2 separate regions of the Mus musculus genome follow, and region 2 is linked to region 1. The links are chromatin loops, found by intact Hi-C in ENCODE. Cell type or tissue: left cerebral cortex. All regions are shown on one strand.

Region 1 (5,000 bases):
AGGTCTGGTGAGTAACCTAAAAACTTGGAAGTTACTGGAACCAACTGACCATCCCTCTTTCCAGTATGGCAACACTAAACAAATCTTTGCTTTTTGCCATTATTTATCTCTGTAAAGGGCTTCTTGGAGTGTGGTTGCTCATCATAGTTTGCTGGGGCTGCCAGTGCTGGGCTTTCATCCTAAAAACTTTGGTTTAACATTTTAGTGCTGGATGAAATAGAAGGGACCAAATATTTTAATCCTCTTAGCCTACCAGGATGACAATGACATAAACTGAGCTTACCAAAATAACAATGCTGGACAGGACAATGTAGAATGGCATCTCCTCAGCTCTCAAAGATCATGGTTCCCTCCAACATTGTAAGTTCTGGTTAGAAATTGGCTGTTTAACTTCCCCATAGGAGAGAACAAACAGCCTTCCTGCTAGCTAGCACGGTGACTCACACACAGTAAGTACTATCCCTGGAGTCATATACCAGAGCCTCTGAAGCTACTTAGGAAAAGAACAACGTGTCTTCAGGCTGAATGGGATGAAAATGCCTGCCATTCATTTAACTGTACAGTTTTTCTCATGAGTGTTAAGTGCACATAGGATGCGTGTGTATAAAGAATTTCCTCAGGCACATACCTGGTATTTATTTACCTGTAAGTTTCTCTGAACTTGGATTACTCTGGTAATACCACCACAGAATTCCTGACCCAGTAAAGTCCCTTATCTCACTCAATCTCAGTCCATGCCAATTCTCCACACAGCCGTCAAACTTGTCAAAAAGATTTAATAGTCTGACCACCAGATCCGATAGAGCAGTTTATCACTCCAATGCTTGTTATAACACCAGAGACTCTTTATCAGGCTTGGACACATGTATATATATGTCCAGGTGAAATAGAACATTTTAAGATGTGCAGCGGGGGTGGGGGTGGGAGGCACAGTTCCTTAAAAACTGAACTATTTCCTATATACAAAGCTACCTAATGATTTTTTTGAACTTTGTAATAGTTGCTAATCTCCCTCCCCAAACACACACACACACACACACACACACACACACACACACACAATCAGAGCGAGAGAGAAACTCCGAAAGAAAAATGGCTTGTTTTTAAAAGGTTCTTAGCAAAGTTCTGGTCTTGGGAAACACAATAACAACTCACGGTACAACTCCAATCGTTCCGTGAAATTTGCCTTTCTTCGCTTAATGGAATTACTATATTTGTGCATGTTTCCCATACCTACATACTAGGGATAAATGCTGTGTCACTTAGAAGAAAGGCAAAGTATTCTGTTGGATCCCAAAGGAAATTGTCAAAGAACGTCTCTACGCTAGCCAGCCTGGAGCTGCTATTCCATTCCCTATAAAGGCAACCAGAAACGACTCTAAAGTCACTCGGCAGTTTCCGACCGGTGGGAGGGCCCCTCACCCGCACAACGGGTCAAGGAAAAGCTGCATCCGCTCGTTTTCACCTCTACGGCCCGGGCGGCTTCTCACCATTTCCAGGGAGTCCCCAGAACCGTCGTGGTGGCCACTGCCCAGGGCCGGACTGGCCCTGCCCTCGGGGGTCTTCCGTTCACTGTTGCGCTTCAGGCCGCTGGCGTCGCCCCGGCCTCCCGCTTCCCGGCGCCTCCGCCTTCGGCTCCACAGGTACATAGCCCCAGCACCCAGCAACAGGGGCGCCCCGATGGCCAGCGCCACGTGCCATCGCGGCAGGGTCCCCGCGCCCGAGCCGGGGCCCGCAGTCCCACCGCCACCGCCCACTCCATTTCCAGAACCGGGCGCAGCAGCCGCCGCCATCGCCGCCTCTATGGGCTTAGAGGCGGCCATGACGACTGTCCTCCGCCGCCGCCGCGCCGGTCGCGGGCGCCACGGTCACCGGGCAGCGTGGGGAGGAAGCCGGGAGCGTGGAGGGAAAGCAACGCGCGAGCGAGCACGCTAAGCAGCAGGAGCGGACGACAGAAAAGGGCCAGAGGTCACCGGAAGCCCGGGGCATGCCGGGCTAGACCGGCGGCTGGGCCCGCCCCTATCTACTGTACAGGGGAGAACCACTTCCGGGGTCAGAAGGCCTGGCGCTCTGGGTGGCTTTTCCCTTTCCTCTTGCAGGCGGTTGCCTAGAATCGCTCGGGAGGTCTCAGGCCTTGCGTGACTGCAGACCTCTTCTCCAGGACAGAAGGACCCGTGGCACTGTCGCCAGTGCGGCGAGGAGGGGCGTGGGGGGCCGTGTGCAGCAAGTGTAGAGGGACAGCTCCCTGTAGCTCTGTGAGTGGGCGGGACTTGCAGAAGCACTGTGAAGGGAATTGGCCAGCAGGGATGGTGGGCCTCCCAGTTGATTGGTAGGATCGGGGAGGGGGGTGTGGCTACGTTGGTGCCTGTTAAAGACTGAAACTGTGGGAGGGGGGAAAAAGGGTGAGACCATCGTGCTGTGTAAACCAGCTTTGTATATTTCTGCAATAGCCAGATTGTAGTTTGGACAAATTTGTAGTTCCTGGGACAATGACAGAGGGCAAAGACTAGATGGAAACTGGGGAAGGTAGGTTGACTCATGGAAGTGACTTGCAGCCTGTGTGCTGCACCTTTAATAGTTACAAAGGGCAAGGATGTCTGTTAGAAGGCTTTCCTATTGGCTTTCCTCGAGGACCCCGGATCACCGCAGGCATCTTTACGTGTGTATCTTAAAATGGATTCCACCTGACATCTAGCCCATACAACCTTCCCTGGAGCACAAGTGTCTGTCACAACACTTTGAGTTTGCTCACTTATTTGAAATAACTTAAATTTTTAAAAAAAATTTATTTCATTTATATGACTACACTGTAGCTGTTTTTCAAGCACATCAGAAGAGGGCATCGGATCCCATTACAGATGGTTGTGAGCCAACCATGTGGTTGCTGGGAATTGAACTCAGGACCTCTGGAAGAACAGTCAGTGCTCTTAACTGCTGAGCCATCTCGTCAGCCCTGAAGTACTTTTCTTAAGCCTTCATGAACTCTGGATCTGGTCTCAAAGCATGAAGTCTACTTTGCAAGGTGTTTGGAATTCACACAATTTTCAAGAAAAAAAGGCAAAGCATGGATAATTAAATGTTCCAGGCTATGGCTCTTCATTTCAGGTTTGAACATCCTTTTGTCAAACAAACAAACAAACAAACAAACAAACAAACCAAAAAAACAAAAACCAAACACCCATAGATGGTCATTTGGCTTTTAAGTACCACAGGATGCTCACCATAATAGCATTACATGAAGATGCAAAGGCCAAGTTGTGTCAACGTGGAGTGATTAAAATAGAATGTTCCAGTTTGAAACTTCAGGGCCTTTTCTCTTGCGTCATGTTGGTTCTCACCAGTGAAATGTTTGCACTAGCAACAAACTGAAAATGGTAGTGTAACTTAGTTGATCAAATAGAGATTGCTGTAGGCACTGTTCTCACCCCAGAACTTCAAAATCGGAATCTCATGCCCTCTGAGTAATCTTGGATTTTTCAGAATAACAGCAAAAGGATTCTCCCCCTATAACTTCACATTTTTTTCTGTGATATCTTGGAGGACTAAAGGCTCCCAGTTTGAATAAACCATTGGAACTAAAACACATTTGAAAGATTTTCACCTTTGTTAATTTTGTGTATGTATGTGTATGGGTGCACCCATTCCACGGATCATGATATGAATCTTTGGGAGTCACTTCTTTTGTCCATATGGGTCTTGGGATCTTTTATAGCACCAGCAAAATGATCACACTATCGATTAACAGTTTCTGTTTCTTCCCCAATTATTACCACATTGCCATAGTTATTGGTTCTTGTATCTGCTACTCAAGTTCATCTTGGGTCCTTGAAGAGTAGGAATCGTGGTATAGTAATCTTAGTACTTCTGGACCTGTTGCTAAGTTAGACATATGATAGGTATTGTTAGTGTTCCTGCCCAACACAATTCCTGAAACAGATAATGCAGGGAATATGGGGAAAGAGGCGCTCTTATTCACTGCTGGTGGAAGTGTAAACAAATATAGCCATTATGGAAATAATATGAAAAGTTCTGGAAAAATTATAGAACCATGTGACCCAGCTATACCATGATTGGGCATAGATCTAAAGGACTCTATAGTCTGCCACAAAGAGATTTGTACATTCATGTTTATTGCTGCATAAATTAAAATATTTAGGGAATGGTAGCAGCCTAGATATCCATAATGGATGATTGGATAACAAAAATGTGGTACATACACACAGTATCATTTTACTCATTGCACAGAAAAATGAAATCATGAAAATTTCAGGAATGGATAGATCTATAAAGTATATTATAATAGTCTCCCATATGTGGATCAAAGCTTATAATGTCTCCATATACTAGTGAGAGGTCGGTGCAAGTATAGGTTATGAAACCAGGGAGAAGGCTCCTAAAGGAGGAATATAGTTGTTGAGGAAAGGTGAGGGGATGGGCAACAAGACATGTAACATACAAAAAAAAGAGAAAAAGAAGCTGTGGAAGATTATAAGGAAGATAAACACAGGCGTGAAAAGGGGAAGAGAATAAAGAAAAATACACAGTAATTTTACTTGAAATGTCATAAAATAACTTAATGTTCTAATTTTAAAACTTGTAAGTAAAAAATTGAAATTTATTTAGATGGAAACACAAAATAAAGACAGGTAAAAATATCCACAAACTATGCCTTCAGCAAAGGAATAATATCTAGAATCTATACATTTCACATTTCAACATTAAAAGGGCAAATAATTTTATTATAAGATAAGCCAAAGTCATGAAAGACAGTCACCTTACTGAGAAAGATAAATAAGTGAAAAATAAGTTCATGAAAAGATTTTCAACATTAGCTATTAAATAAAGGTGAATTAAAACCACTAAGTGGGTTGAGGAGATGGCTCGGTCATTAGAGTGCTTGGTACCTGTCTTAGTCAAGGGTTTCTATTCCTGCACAAACATCATGACCAAGAAGCACTTGGGGAGGAAAGGGTTTATTCAGCTTACTCTTCCACATTGCT
Region 2 (5,000 bases), 110 kb before region 1:
TTCTGTGGGCAGTAAAGACATTGTGATCACAGGGAATGAGGCGTGTTGGGAGACGTGGGAAACTAGAGCTGGAGCCAGAGCAAGGGCCAAAGCAAGGCCTTCTGATGAGAGGACTCACAACCAGAACTATACACACTAGCTTCCACACTAGCTCAGCTGCCTCCTTACCGATAATCCCATGTATTTGTGTGTGTGTGTGGTGGGGTAGTTTTTCAGAAGACCAAGCAAGGTAAAGGAAGATGATGCTGAGAAAGAACAAAAGTAAGATTAGAAAGGGCAGAAGACCTACGTACAGCTGAAATACGCGATCTCCCAGCAGCTTGCATATTAGCAACCCACAATGAGGCAAACACCAGGGAGAATGAATCAGAGGAACCTATTCAAGAATGACAACCAAAAGCATATTAATGTTGTGAGACTTGCACAGGTTGGATGCCCACATAGTTGGTTCTGAACAGGTTAAGGAGAAGTCTAAGGAAGGTTTAAGCTATTTGCACAGAGTGAAAAACTATTTGGAAAAAAAAGTATATATATATATATATATATATATATATGTATGTATGTATATATATCTATCCAGATATCATCTGTTTTTGAGACAGGGTTTCACTGTGTAGTCCTGGTTGTCCTGAACTTACTTTGTAGACCAGGATGACCTTGAACACATAGATCTGCTCTGCCTCTGCCTCCCAAGTACACCTCCACCATCTGGAATAAGTAATATACGTTAATAGAATATTTTACCAAACAGACTATAACATAGTCACTAATTTGATTACAATAAAAATGAACTTCAATAGAAGGCTAGAATGAGCTTGACTGGTGAACAATTGCTTGCATGTCACTGAGTAGTTTTTGAGCCACTTTTCTGCAAGCCTTCCAGAACAACTGAAGGGATCCATCAGAGGATATGTGTCTCAGAATGGCGATCTGACCTAGAGTCACACCTTTTATTTATTTTTGTTTTTTCAAGGTTTATTTATTTATTATATATACATACACTGTAGCTGTCTTCAGGCACCCCAGAAGAGGGCATTGGATCTCATTACAGATGGTTGTGAGCCACCATGCGGTTGCTGGGATTTGAACTCAGGACCTTTGGAAGGGTAGTCAGTGCTCTTAACCACTGAGCCATCTCTCCAGCCGCCACACCTTTTATTTTTTAAAACGGTCATCTATAGCCACATTCTATGTAAAAATGAATTTTCACAATGAAGAACTGAACCTTACACATCTGCTCCAGGCTTGGAATTGAATGTTCAGCTTTTTATTGTCTCTTTTTGGAAGGAGAGCCATCATGTTTTGGTTTATCACTGGGACAGCTGTGCTACATTATTTAAATAGTTTTTAAAATTCTGGAGCATTTTAGGTACCAAAGTATATTTCAGAAAAAAAAATGATGGATACCCTTGAAGGTACCTCTCAGCTCCTAAAAATGAAATATTAAACATTAGAACCAATATAGTGGCAAACACCTCTCGTACTGCTTCTTTGAGCGGCGGAGGCAGGAAGAACACTTGCGCTTAGGAGCTCACAGACACCAGCCCCGGAGTCAAGCCAAACCTGGTCTTGCCGGGTCTCCAAAGCAAATTCTGAGCTCCTCAAGGTTACTAGTGAGACTGTCTCAAAAGACAAAACAAAACATAACCAGCCAACCAATCGAACAGAAACTTACTTTACTTAATTAAAGCTATTTCTGGTCATTCCTGCCCCATCTAAAACTTAATTGTTTTCAGTTTTTCTACACATTACCCCTGCATTTCTCAGTGTGCATGCATCTATTGCTAATATATTGATATCAAACATAAACGATGCCTTTTGTTTGTAATCTGTTTGGTTCATCTAACAATGGCATTTTCAGATTTATCCATAAATTTCATGTAGTTAACTGCATCGTTGTTCCTGGGCTTAAAAATATTTGTTCAGCTCCTCCCTGAATCTGTACTAGGCAAAGATAGCCCAGGGGCTAGTGTTTTGGTAATACTGGTACTGTGGATGAAACCTGGGTGCGGAACAAGGAGGCCCATTTAGAGGGACAAATGGGACTTTGGCTAGGAAGGGAAGGATCTCGGCAGCTTTCTTTTTTTTTTTTTTTTTTTTAAGATTTATTTATTTATTATATGTAAGTACACTGTAGCTGTCTTCAGACACTCCAGAAGAAGGAGTCAGATCTTGTTACGGATGGTTGTGAGCCACCATGTGGTTGCTGGGATTTGAACTCTGGACCTTCGGAAGAGCAGTCGGGTGCTCTAACCCACTGAGCCATCTCACCAGCCCCCCTCGGCAGCTTTCTTAAACTGATTTTTTAAACTGGAATTTCAGTTTCAGAACTACAGTTGATTCTCCTGGCTGTTAGAAGACATATTTAAGATAGAAGACTAGAGTATAATTTTCTTAACTGGATAGCTTGACAGAGTCCTTCGTGTATTTTTATTTTTCTTGTAGCTCTGGTGATTGAATCATTGAGGATGCTGGGCAAGTGCTGTATGGTTTACTAAGTCCCTGGCCTTTTTATTTTTTTGAATGGTCTTTACAAATGATGTGGTATGTCCTTTCCTTTTTTTCTATTCAGCCTACCTTCTCTGTGTGAATTCATACTTGCCCTCCTCTCTCCACTAGCTGGGATTCTCAATTCTGGCTCACACCGGACAGCCAGAGACCCAAACATTAAGACGCCAAGCCAGGATGCTTCACTTTCAGAGTCTCCTCTGAGCCACGCCTGCCCGCAGCGTGGCGCCCCGCCCCATCCCGGAGAACCCCTCCCACTCCCCAGGGTCGGCCCCGCCCACAAGCCTTGTGCCCCGCCCACTCCGTTCGCGGGCCCTTGGCATCCTGGGATTTGTGGTCTTCCATAATCTTCTCCCTCTCGCAAAGCTCCGGGCTCCGCCTTTCGCCCTAGAGACGTGGTGACGTTGCATCCTTCCAATTCCTCGCCTCCTCCCTCTTTCGCTCTGGTGAGTCTCAAGTCTCAGACTTCATAACTCCTTTTACGACACTGAATCTCTGAGACAGTCTCGGTGCCAGGTCCACTTTTCGGCAAAGTGACGTGGACGTCAACAGCAATGGCGGAAGGAGAAGAGCTTCTGCCACTGTCAACGTCGGGCGGGGACAGCTGGTGAGTGCGAGCCCAGGTTTAATTCCCACTGGCCCCTTCTCTTCCTGTTCGCCATCCTGCCTGTCCCCGAGGTGCTGGCTGGCGGGGCGTGGAGCAAAAGGCACCTGTCCTCCTCTGAGCCCCTGCCCCGCCCCCTCTGCTTCAGGGTCCCCTCTGCCCGCGGGCTTCTGCGGCTGGGGCAGAATCCCGGGGACTCAGGGGCCATCCTGGATCTGCGCCTAAGTCAGGTCCTCCCGCTTGGCCCAGCGAAGAGAGTGGCTTCCCCACTGAGTTCGCCGAGTCCCTAGCCAGGGAGTTGGAATGGGCGCACTAAGGAGGAAGTTCTTGGATGGAGATCTCAGACCATTTGAAATGAGATCTTTTGAAATAACCACCGCGACCTTTGACAGTGCAGAGGTCGTGAGATACACCCAGCAAGATTCCTTCTACGTAGTTCAGGGTTGTCTTTAAAAAAAAAAATTATTATTATTAATTTTGTTTATCTCCCAACAGTTTCTAACATTTGTTATTATTATTTTTTTTTCTTCCCCACCACTTTCCTCACAATTTAATTTCATGACTTGGAGGGCGTTTTGAATTTTGTTACTGTTTCTCCCGGGCATTTGCATGTGTCTCTGGGGCTGTGGGAAGATTTGGTTTTTAAAGGAACTCATGTAGCCCAAGGCTGGCCTCGAACTTTCTGAGTGGCTGAGGATGACTGTGGACTTCCAATGCTTTTGCTTTCTCCTCCCGAGTGCTGGCTTGTAAGCTCCATCCTGCCTGGTTTGTGTTGGGCTGGGGATTGAACCGAGGGCTTCCTGTGTGCTAGGACAAGCATTCTACCAACTGTGATACATCCCCAACCCTGCCAATACCTTTTTGGTAGGCATTATTTTTCCCACTGAGGGTCATTAATTTTTGGTGGACACTTCTACTTTTGAAGTTGTGTGTGTGTGTGTGTGCACGTGTATATCTTACAGTTGATCTAACTGTATTGACCAGGTGTAAGACTCATGGATTTTGCTGTTGTTTTTCACAGTGTTTATATATCACTGTCACGGTGTACCTACACACAATGCAAGCCTTTGGTAAATTTGTACTTTACTAATTGAGGACAATAGAAATAACAGAAAGGAATACACGATATAGCAGTTGAGTAGCTGGTCTTCTGGGGACTGACAGGTACACATGTAGCAAGCTAAAGTTAATTTTGTTCTCTGAGATTGTAAATAAGTGTTGTGGGAGTTCAGAAGAGGCAGAAACCATTTCAGCATGCATTACAAAAGCTCATGGAGGCACTGGTGTGTGAGTTAGACTCTGAAGCATCAGTAAGACTTACCTTAACATTGTTCAAAATAGTCACTATAATGTGAGCTACGGAAGGAATTAATTAAAATTTCTTTCCTTTGCCTCATTGAAAACTTAAAAAACAATAACAAAAACCAGGTAGAACTTTTACTATGTTTAAAAAAAATATATCCAACACCAATGTATTATTTGAATATGTGCTCATTATTTAAAAGCAGTTTTTCATTTATTTATTTGTTTGAAGGCAGGGTCTCACTGTGTAGCCCTAGCTGGTCCAGAACTTGCTATATAGCCTTGTCTGACCTCTGTCTCCTAAGCTCTAGGATTAAAGGTGTATACCACCACAACCAGATTTAGTTTTTAATTTTTACCCATATGAAAAGATTTATGTACACTTTATACTTATCATGAATTTCAGTTGGTCTAGCCATATTTCAAATATTAAATACCTTACAGAGCTGGAGGCTAAATCCCAGATTGTGCTATGCTGTTAAGAGAATAAAGAAACGGCAGAAATGGAGGCAAAGGCAGGAAAATTAAGGATTTATTTGGGGAATAATAACTAGCACTGCTTGACTTAAGAGAAAGATAGGTCTGG

The links. Peaks named below come from ENCODE experiments on the same cell type or tissue, not always from the same donor. Only the 100,000 strongest peaks of a DNase experiment are listed, where the experiment ranks them.
Region 2: it touches region 1 in a loop (10-fold over the local background); 3 of 42 quality-filtered maps call a loop at or near these places.

The regions. Positions count from the first base shown.
Region 1 is chr16:57,118,685-57,123,684 of GRCm38, reverse strand. It overlaps Tomm70a (translocase of outer mitochondrial membrane 70A), which reads right to left and starts at 1,971. Exons shown (of 12, transcript NM_138599.5): 1 at 1,491-1,971. The coding sequence starts at 1,823. In left cerebral cortex, no CTCF peak of the experiment used is centred here; DNase peaks (open chromatin) are centred at 1,520, 2,035, 2,281, 2,583 and 1 more place; H3K4me3 peaks cover 2,838 bases; H3K27ac peaks cover 1,767 bases.
Region 2 is chr16:57,229,429-57,234,428 of GRCm38, reverse strand. Tbc1d23 (TBC1 domain family, member 23) reads left to right here and starts at 2,963. Exons shown (of 19, transcript NM_001358433.1): 1 at 2,963-3,115. The coding sequence starts at 3,063. In left cerebral cortex, no CTCF peak of the experiment used is centred here; a DNase peak (open chromatin) is centred at 2,906; H3K4me3 peaks cover 1,797 bases; H3K27ac peaks cover 584 bases.